Linked DNA regions of Mus musculus: region 2 is linked to region 1. The links are chromatin loops, found by intact Hi-C in ENCODE. Cell type or tissue: gastrocnemius. All regions are shown on one strand. Links, peaks and the distances in the headings refer to the core of each region. The heading gives the core; the rest is flanking DNA. Region 1 overlaps Wdr17 (WD repeat domain 17). Region 2 has its middle 7.0 kb from the start of Spcs3.

Region 1 (5,390 bases), core at 93-5,092:
TACATTGCAAATGCTATCCCGAAAGTTCCCTATATCCTCCCCCTGCCCTGCTCCCCTACCCACCCACTCCTACTTCTTGGCCCTGCTGTTCCCCTGTATATTTTCTATCGGCAATAAAATATCAGTAAAAGTTAAGAAAAAACATTTGGGAATAGATAGACCTAATAGATCTCCTTTATGTCTGCTGTAAGAAAATTCACATGTATGAGACATAAAACTTTTTTTTTAAATTGTATTGTTTTCCATGAGTGGGTGCTTTGCTTGCATCTGTGCACTGTGTGCGTGTTTGATACCCAAGGAGGGCATCAGATCACATACAGCGGGAGTTACAGGTGGCAATGAGCCATCATGTGGTTGCTAGGAAATGAATCAGTATCTTCTAGAAGAGTACCTCTTTTAACAACTCTGTACCGTCTGTCCAGCTCCATAAAAAATGCTTTTTAAACATGCTAAAAAAATAAAACAAACAAACAAAAAGTTGTGTTCCATTGGCACAATGTTAACATTTTGGAGAAGTTATAATTTAGACGTAAAATTGTCTTTCAGCTCTGTTCGAATCTGGGATTATACTCAAGATGCTTGCGTAAGCACTCTTAATGGACACACTGCACCTGTGAGGGGGTTAATGTGGAATACTGAGATTCCATACCTACTAATCTCTGGAAGCTGGGACTATACTATCAAAGTGTGGGATACTCGAGGAGGAGTTTGCCTAGATACTGTGTATGATCACGGTGCAGACGTTTATGGTAAACTCTTTTCCATGTACTTGTAATTTTGATGTAATTATGATGTTTATTTTTTTGAACAATGCAATATTCTTAAGCCACAGTATTTTATTTTGAAATGACATTTTTTTTCCACAATGGAGTAAACACCTGTCTGTTTTTTGTAAACCTGTTAGAGTCACCGCAACATAGCCAAAGAAGACGCTAGGGATTGTTCAGATGAGGGGGTTAATTAGCATATGGAACTCATTCTACAGGAATTGAGCTTCTGTTACATGTATGTGTGGCAGGTCCATATATGCAGGTTGGATCCTGTCAGTTCCCTTGCTCCAGATCATGAAACTAACAATCGTGCTGATATAACTTATCTGACCATTATCTTATTTGGGGGGATCGCGGGCAATGTTTGTTTCTTGAATATAACAATTGTTAGTTCAATTAAGCGTGTGATGGAAAGCAAATTGCCCATTTGTGTTTATATTTTCTGTTATTCTTAAGCCTTGCAGGGGGTAAGTAGACATTTCCTAGAGAAAAAGGACCAAATCCATGCATTTACAACTGCGTGTTTTCCTTCAGAGGTCTTCTATTTGAGCTTGTAAAGGCCTGTCCCTGGGTGAAAAACTGCAGGCAGGCTGACTGCTGAGAGGAAGAGAATCAGGGTTTTGTTCCAAAGATGAATATACAGTCAGTCATCCAATCTCTAATGGTCAGCCCTAAACACGTGTATATATGGGCAACACAAAATAACATCAGTAGGCTACATGTGTATACAAACACACATATGTACATATAAAACAATCACTACAGAAGAATATATCTGAATCTGGGCAGTAAGGAGTGTTGGGGGGTGGAAAGCTATAGCACACACACAAACATATATGTGAGTGTGTCTGTGTGTGTATGTGTATACACACACAACATTTTCTGTTGTCTGAAGTTAAAGGTCTTTTCATTTTGAAACCTGAACTTTCATTTATTCATCTGTTAATTCATAGATTTCATGAACCCTAATGGAATTACAATATACTTCATGCCTAAGCAAATGAAATTTTGTTTTCTTATATTCATACATTTCTAGCTATATTTACAGAATACGCTAAGCAATGTATTGCCTTCTTGTATTAATTAGATACAAGTAGAAACTGGGCTCAGAGAGCCTCTGAGTTACTCACATTCCTTCATAACTTCAATTTTGTCATAGTTTAATAAAAAGGTACATATTTTTTAAAAGAAGCATTTGCTGGGCTTATTTTGGTTAAAACAGGCTTGTTTTTTTTTCCCCACCAGGTTTAACTTGCCATCCAAGTCGTCCCTTCACGATGGCTTCCTGCTCCCGAGATTCTACAGTGAGACTCTGGTCATTAATACCTTTAATCACCCCTTTACAAATAAATATTCTGGCAGACAGATCTTGGGACGAAGTTATCGGAAACACTGGTATTGAATATGTGCATGTACTTGATCTTATCTTTAAATAATATTTTCTGAGTAAAGTTCCTCAGCGAACCGTCTCTTTTCATCAGATAATGCGATACGTCAAGACTGTCCTCCTCTCCTCTGCGGCAAAGTGTCAAGAGACATTAAACAAGAAGTAGAAAAACTAACGTGCAACCCTCGGGCGAAAAAGCTAAGACTGTTTTCAGAATGTTTATCAGTAAGTATTATAGGAGTTATAATTCTTACGCCGTCTCATTAGCCATCATGAGTCACCACAACTATTCTCTTTAAGCTGCTTCCTGCTTACATTCACCATCCCAGCTCAGTATATGAATTTTAACATTATCTGTACAATATTAGAGAGCAGATCTAAATCCAGAAGAAAATAAATGAGAATGTGCTTTTAGATTGCTGTTACTTTTTTTTTTTTTTTTAATTCAGAGAACTGTACGGTATGATACCCCTGAAGGCATAAAGTACTAGGAGAATTTCTTTTCTGTGCCATTGTTTTTGATTACTCAGTACCTACTTCCAGCCTCCAGGTGGCAGTGACAACTTGTGGAACTTGGTGTCCGTGATTAAAGGACAAGATGACAGCTTGCTCCCTCAGAACTACTGCAAAGGAATGATGCATTTGAAACACCTGATCAAATTTAGAACCGTAAGTTCTATACAGTGCACAAGCGCGGTATACTCAAACCAAAATTTCTGGGTTTTATCTACTAAAGGAAAATTGCTGGTAGGCTGAAATAAACACAGAAAAGATAAAATAGTGAGACCAATACTGGAAAATATGAATTATTTAAGAAGAGATTAAGGTGGCCATGGATTCTATTAGATTGAATTCCATGAGTCTGCAAGTTGAATTTGGACCCCATGAAAAGCTTTATCTTTACCCTGTGACCTCGGGTGATTATAGTCTATGAACTCTTGTGACTTTTGGTTACCTTATGTCTAAGAGAATATACTTCATCAACAATAAACTCAACCCTGGGAGCAAAAAATAAAAAAGCAAAGTTTATATATTTTAATAAAATATAAATAGTTCAAACAGCAAGAAAGTAATACTAAGACTAAGATTCGATGATTACCTTCATAAAAAGAGAATTCTTAAGTCACAAATGAAATGCCTGACAATTATTTTAGAAGCACACTTACAATATGGGAGATTGGAGAGCATTTTTCTATATCCAACCAATTGTATCCCAGCACCGTTGGCCTCTGGAATTCTAAATAACCTACACTGAGAAAGGGTAAGGACAGTAAGAATAAGAATGGGACTCCTATTCTTTCTCTCAAATGTATGTATTATGTAAGTAAATGTAGATATTCTGGGACAATGAGACAGACCTCTTCCAAACCGCTTATTCCATGAACTGATCAAAACATTATATCCTACAGATAAAAAGTACCACATTTAGAGGATGGAGAAATGACTCAGAGGTTAAGACCACTGGCTGCTCTTCCAGAGGTCCTGAGTTCACCTAGCAACCAGATAGTGGCTCATGACCATCTAAAATGAAATCTGGTGCCCTCTTCTGGTGTGCAGGCATACATGCATGCAGAATACTGTATACTAAACAAGTAAATTCTTATAAAAGACATATCCCATTCAAACATTTAACTGTCAATAGTGCCTGCTTTAAGACTATCTGTTCTTCTACTCATTTCTACACTTATATTTTTTTTTCAGTCAGAAGCCCAAGAACTAACGACAATCAAGATGTCTAAATTTGGTGGTGGTGTTGGCGCACCTACTAAGGAGAAAAAACTGAAGGAAGCTGCTGAAATCCACCTGAGATTAGGACAAATACAGAGATACTGTGAACTCATGGTCGAACTTGGAGAGGTAGTGTGCTATTCAAGGAAAAGTAGTGTGTCTAACATAGCAGCCCACACGGGAAGGAGTAATTCCATGTAGAGGTTAACTCTGCCACATAAAATTCCTTCTTTGCCAAGTTCATGCCAGGTGTACACCCCACAGAAACAGTAAAGTGGGGTCTCTGGACTAACACAGGAGCCCCACTTAGGAACACCTATGTCCCACGTCAGACCTACAAATCATAAATTCTGGTGTGCGGCTCAGCCACCCGTACCGGCTTTTATTAGCCATCCTGGATATTCTCATCTCCGCTGAAGTTGGAAAATTGCTTCCCAGATCTTTAATGTACATGTGCTGGCTCACATGCTCAGAGCAGGATCTCTTCCCCTTCTCACAATGAGACTTATTCAACCACATGACAGGGACTTTCATAATTTCTAAAGAAGACTAAAGTAACAAGCACAGATTTCACAAAAGCTTAGAGTGCTATGTATAAAAACAATTTAGAAAATAGCCTTTGCTTGACAGGTGGGTACTGACTGAAATGAAATATGGAGACAGCAGGGGCTTCTGTTCTTGGACCTGGAAACTGGTTACATGGTTATGAAAGTTCATTGTCTTTTACCTTCTTTTTTTTTTTTTAAATGTGTTTAGATGAGAACAAGTTACTACTCTATCACAACAAAATGAAAGGCACGGTGGCAAGAATACAAAACTTTATTCCTTTTTAAGAGCCTCTAGGTTACTGACATTTTTATTAAGATCCCATACACAGGGCCTGGAGAGGGCTCAGTGGCTTGGCATGCTTGCTTCTCTCCCAGAGCACTCGAGTTTGATTACATCATGCTCACAACCATCCATAGCTCCAGCTCCAGGGGATCTGACCCCTTCTTCTGGCTTCTATAGGCGCCCACAGTCACGTGGTCAACACTTACATACATAGACCCATAAATAAAAATCTATCGAAAACAAAGAAACATATAAACAACATTAGTAAAAATTAAACATGAAGTTGGTCAGAGAATATCAAAATGCAACTTAGCCCTCTTTTTTATAACTCTTGATTCACTTATAGTTAGACAGTGAATTGCAGATTGAACCAAAATAATAAAATACCCTGGATTACTAAAAAGGTACTTAAAAGTATTTAAAGTACTAAAATTTTTTCTCCTCTCATAGTGATAATTTGGTTAAATTTTAATTTTCAGCAGAGCCTTAAAAGTCAGGGTGACAAGTGGAACAGGGTGACAAATTTGGGGAGAATGGTGAAATTTTTCATGGGGGTTTACTTCTATTTGAATATATGTCATCTTAAACTCTCTTAACACATTTTCAGTTGGGAATCTATCTATGAATTTGTATGGTTGGTCTGCTGTACAAGTTCTAATAAGCTTGACAATCCC
Region 2 (5,390 bases), core at 281-5,280, 120 kb after region 1:
AAATACACTATGTACAAGCCTATAAGGATTTCAAAATATGTTAAACAGAGCAGATGCTATGCAGTAGTTTATGATATGAAGGCTAGCAATATCCATCCATGTTAAAGAAATTGAAAGAATGCTTGCCAGGGGTTGCAGTGAGGTGAGAGAGTTCACTGGAAAAGTGATGTAATTTTCTGGCAAAGAAGAAAAATTTCCTATCTTTATGTAACTTATGATAACATAAGAATGTATATCTTAAGATAAATAAATCTCTGTTTTCCAGTTGAGATCTATGCCTTGAACTACAGGAAATAATAACTGTTGCAAATCACCAAGAGAAAGGAAAGCACAGTGGTACCTGAGAACCCAAGGTAGAAAATTCACAAGTTCAAGTCTAACCTGAGATACATAGTGAAACCCTATATTCAAGTATCATTAAAAAAACAAAACACCACAAAAGCACACACACACACATACAAAGAAATGTCTCACACACATACACACACACACACACACACACACAAAGAAATGTGTAATGATCCCTAATGTGTCTTATTTCTCACTTCCTATACTTTATAGAATAAAAGTGTACCTCCTTCACGGTCCCCATTTGTGATGCTCCATTCTGCTCCCACAAAATTCTTTTGGTTTACTACAACTACAATCATGACTTCTTCTGAATTATACTCATATTCAGACTTTCTGTCCATGAAAGACTAGATATAATAGAATGGAGAGATGGCTCAGTGGCTAAGAGCACTGACTGCTCTTCCAGAGGTCCTGAGTTCAATTCCCAGCAACCACATGGTGGCTCACAGCCATCTGTAATGGGATCTGATGCCCTCTTCTGCTGTGTATCTGAAGACAGCTACAGTGTACTTGTCACATATATAAAAATAAATAAATAAATAAACAAACAAACATATAAAGCCAGAAAGAAAGAAAGAAAGAAAGAAAGAAAGAAAAAAAAGTAATCTTGATAACCAGAAAGACCTGTTTAGCTTTAAGTTTGGTCCATGTGAGACACTGTGATGAGACTTGATAATCATTCTCCACAATGCATTGTCATTGTCAACATCGTTGTCATCTTCATCTTATCTAGAATCCTATGAGACCAAAAGTTAATTAATCAGTCATTAGAAAACTCAAACAACTCAATTCTGCAGTACTTCCACCAGGACTGTGTGTTGACCAGACAAGATCCGATTGCTATCCAGGGAAAGAAAGCTAACTCATGTTCAGTAATCAGTCAAGGTAGAATCTTTACCTTTCAAATTATTCACATGGATCATGCCCTCCCTTCACTGTGATCATTTCCTAGGAATCAGAGGAAAGGATGCTTTTCTGATACAGCCACATGCAGTGACCAAGGTGCCTAACCCATATTATACAGAGGGGAAGGGAGATTAAGTGGTTTTCTCTAGTTTAGGTTTGGGTAGGTTGTTCCAAAGCTCAACAATTTAAGTTTTCTTTAGCGTATCGAACATGCAAGGTCTATGAAAATATCCTGACTGTTCACTCACTGTTGAGTAGCTTTAAGGTTAAAATGTAGACCGTTGTCAAACAAAAGTAGGGCAAAAGGATGACTATAGGACTCATTCACAATATTGAACTATGGTCTCAATGTCTGCCAACATTAATTTGACATTTTATTACCAATTAAGTGGCACTGGGAGATGGGGCTTTTGAGAGGTATTTAGATTATGAGGGCATCATCCTCATGGGTTGACCTAATGTCTTGATAAAGAGTTTTAAGGTAGTAAATTTTGTTTTGTCTTTTTGGCTCTTCTGTCTGTCCTGTACGGAGCCGAGTCCATCCCCTTGGAAGAATATCAGGGGGGAGCACCCAACTCAACAGCCTCTTGACCTTGCACTTTCCAGAACTCTAAGAAATACATTTTTCTTCATTTTTATGAGTTACCTGGCAAATGGTATTCAATTATAGCAGCAAAGGTATATTGTAAACATATAATCATAGGAAGAGAAATAATAGTTGAGGCAACATACCATCAATAGCCATACCAGTGTATCAAAGGTCTGATATAGTCCGTCTGGCAATAGTGGGAAGGTTCACATACCTAACATGCAGCTTCACTCTCTGGATTAGAAAACAACTCAGTTTCATATGTCTGAAGCAGGCATAGCCTATGCATCAAAAATATAAAATTCTTGGGTTGTACATCTCCCCCTTCTGGACATTCTGTAGTCATTACACTCATCAACACACTGGATTTTTGTTAGCTGTACAAGCTTGAGCCCATCAATATTTTATCACTGGTGGGTTTGAGGTATGAGGTCTACCCCTACTAGAGAGACCATAGGCAATTAACGCTTGTTGCCAGGGGGAATCGTGCTTTCTTCAGTGGTGTAGCCCCATTGGGTAACTTCCACTCATGGTTGGCCAAGTAACTGAACTTAAACACAGCATGCTACACACAAACAGAAGACATGAAAATAAGAGGAGACTCATTGAGAAGAAGGATGCTAGTGGGAGAGGGAGGAGGATGGACGAGGAAAATGGGGGTTGAAAATGGCTGAAATTTATTACGTAAAAACACAGAACTTTAATTAAAAACACACCAAAAAGTATGTCTGTAAGAAGCACAACTTAAATTTGCAAGCTTTAAAAGTTTATCATAAAAATGAAGTGGCATAGATAAACTTGATAGCCTTTAAATGAAACTTTATTTGCTTATTTAAAAATGCAATTGCATAATGCTCAGAATTTTAAAAGCATCTAGTCCAAATGCTCATTAGAGTATTTAAACAAATATATATCAACAATTATATGTTATGTTTTATTCATTTTTGTATTTTATTTGTAAGTGTGTATATCTGAGTGTGTGCTGGTACCCACAAGGTCAGAGGAGGGAGCCAGATGCCATGAAACTTGAGTTAAAAGTGGTTCTGGGCTGCCTGGTTGTGGGTTCTGGGAACCAAATCTGAGTCCTCTGTGAGAGCAGCCAATGATTTTAACTTCTGAGCCATCTTTCAAGTCCCCTTATGTTGTGTTTTAACAACGCATATGCTTTTGTTTTCATTTACTAATTTATTTGTCTGTTTATTTTGACAATGGTGTTCTATAAATGTATTCATTTTAAAGGACTTTGATTAAACGTATTTCTCAAGTCTGTACATGCAATACCATCTAGTTAACAAAATAATTACTAGATTTCACTTTAACTTTTTATTTTTAGATAACCTCTAGTTTTGAAATTAATGAAGCTTTACAGAATCACTTCCAATAAACTCGTGAACTAAAATTTAACTCACAATCTGGCGATGACTCTGATGGTCATTTTGACCCTTTTAGGACTACTTATTCTTTGAATACCTTTATATTTGATTCTTTGACTACGTCATACAAACTCAGTTTTTCTTAAGAGTACAGCTTCAACTTATATTTTGTATTAGTACCTCAAGGAATAAAAGCAATAGAGTGAATGAGGATTAACTAGCCTGGCTTACAGGATGTGACCCAGGAAGTCCAACAACAGCCGTCTCACACCAGAAAGGCTGAGACTCATGAGTTGTTCAGTCCCAGAGGCTGGCTGTCTTCACAGTCTAAATCTGGCTCTAGGACCCTGGAGGACTCCTGGAGAGCAGCTTCTCCTCAGCCTCCTCAGAATCCCAAAGAAGCTGATTCTAACACCTGTGAAGGCATGAAGCCATAACAAAGAGATGAACTTTCAGGGAATGTGAAAGCAAGCAGGAAAAATAAGCAGGATTTTCTCCTTTCGTGTCATTTGTTTTTCTTAACTGCCCTAGAAGGTGCCACCAAGACTTAGGTAGGGCCTTTCTGATTCAAATGATCTGATTTAAAAAGCCCCTTATACGAATGACCAGAAGCTCAGGTTTCAGTTGATTCCAGATGTAGTCAAGTGTGCAACCAAGAACATATACTTAAATGTAGAATGTCGGCCATTTTGATTTTAAGTTTAGAATCTTAGTAGTGTTTGCTATAAACAAAGTGATTAGCTGTCTTGCATTATAAAAGTGACTTTTCTTTTCTCCTAACATCTAAAAGATCTAGGATAGAAAGACCTGTGCTTCAAATAGATCCTGCTCCAGTTCTCCCCATAGAAACATCTGTTGATATCCGTAGCTAAGAAAATGAATATGAAGATCAATGAGCAATAGCCTGTGGCTCAAGCCATCACTCTTTTTGACGCTACCCAAGTGCTGTGTGCTGAGAGCTCCTCACATGAGTTCTTCTATCTTCATTCACCAAGAGCAGCCACTAGCCTTTGGACTCTACAGAATGATCAGTATTTGAGTGTAACAACTTAAATTAGGTCGGCACAATTAAAAACCGACTGAACCGTGGTGAAGAGCTGGCAAGCATAATTAAATCCTTTACAGACCATCAAGCAGTGTGGCACTATGACTTTGGTGGATATGTATCCTTTTGGCCTCTAGGGGTTCCTTTCATTAAAATAATTTAAATGCCATTAAACTGTTAAAAAAAAAATCAGGCAGCGATTGCATTGGTATGGAGACATGTATTTCTTCCTTTTCTTCTTCAAAAATTAAATAAATGAAAAGATTTCTGTGCATCATAAACTATTCTCCAGGCTTAGATTCTGTGCCTACTGTGGTGAAAGGTTAAGCCAGCTCAAGCACAGGTTTATATGATCTTTTCACACATGACAGTCTGAGGCCCAAGCTCAGGCTTGGAACGCTCACACGGGGTTAAATATTTGATCACTTATTTCTCAATGATCTTTGGTCAGTGCAACAAAATAATGAAGTCTTGAAGGGGCTCGATTTACATCTTTATTTTTCCACATAAAGAAGATAAATTAAAAATGGCAATCAAAATATTACCTTTGTTACTAATAAAACAATATTGGCTCGTGTGGTGGTTTTAATGAAAATAGCCCTCATAGGCTCAGAGCAAGTGGCACTATAGGGGGTGGTGGCCTTGTTGGAGTAGGCGGGGCCTTGTAGGAAGAAGTGTGTCACTCTGGGTGGATTAAATGATTTCCTTTATGAGAGTTTCAGTGGTCATGGTCTCTTCACAGCACTAAAACCCTAACTAGACAGCCCTTACATTTACTTATAAGAATGGTAGTAGCAACAGCAGGAGCAGGGGCTGGCTGTCCCTGACTCAGTTGCCTACCTTTGGATTCTGTTTCCCTAAATGGGCTGCATTGTCTGGCCTCAATGGGAGAGGATGTACCTAGTCTTGCATCGACTTGATGTGCTCAAGGGTAGGAAGAGTGGATTAAGAGGGTGATACCTAGATGGGGACCCTCCCTTTTCAAAGGAGAAGAGGAGAAAGCAATAGGGGAATATCTACTCAAGAGGGTACTGGGAGAATATTGGGATGTAAAGTGAATAATAATAATAATAATAATAATAATAATAATAATAATAATAATAATAAAGAATTATAGTAGCTCTTC

What was found. A loop is a pair of places that touch in the nucleus more often than their neighbours do. Peaks named below come from ENCODE experiments on the same cell type or tissue, not always from the same donor. Only the 100,000 strongest peaks of a DNase experiment are listed, where the experiment ranks them.
Region 2: it touches region 1 in a loop (9-fold over the local background); 19 of 42 quality-filtered maps call a loop at or near these places.

What each region holds. Positions count from the first base shown.
Region 1 is chr8:54,658,208-54,663,597 of GRCm38, reverse strand. Wdr17 (WD repeat domain 17) reads left to right here. Exons shown (of 30, transcript NM_001372370.1): 14 at 547-749; 15 at 2,016-2,165; 16 at 2,252-2,382; 17 at 2,701-2,826; 18 at 3,859-4,014. Among named protein-coding and RNA genes, the nearest start is that of Spata4, 60 kb to the right of the region's middle. In gastrocnemius, for the core only: CTCF peaks have their summits at 2,701 (motif pointing right) and 3,728 (motif pointing left); a DNase peak (open chromatin) is centred at 2,714; H3K27ac peaks cover 257 bases.
Region 2 is chr8:54,534,270-54,539,659 of GRCm38, reverse strand. No RefSeq gene overlaps it. Among named protein-coding and RNA genes, the nearest start is that of Spcs3, 7.0 kb to the right of the region's middle. In gastrocnemius, for the core only: a CTCF peak has its summit at 2,180 (motif pointing left); no DNase peak of the experiment used is centred there.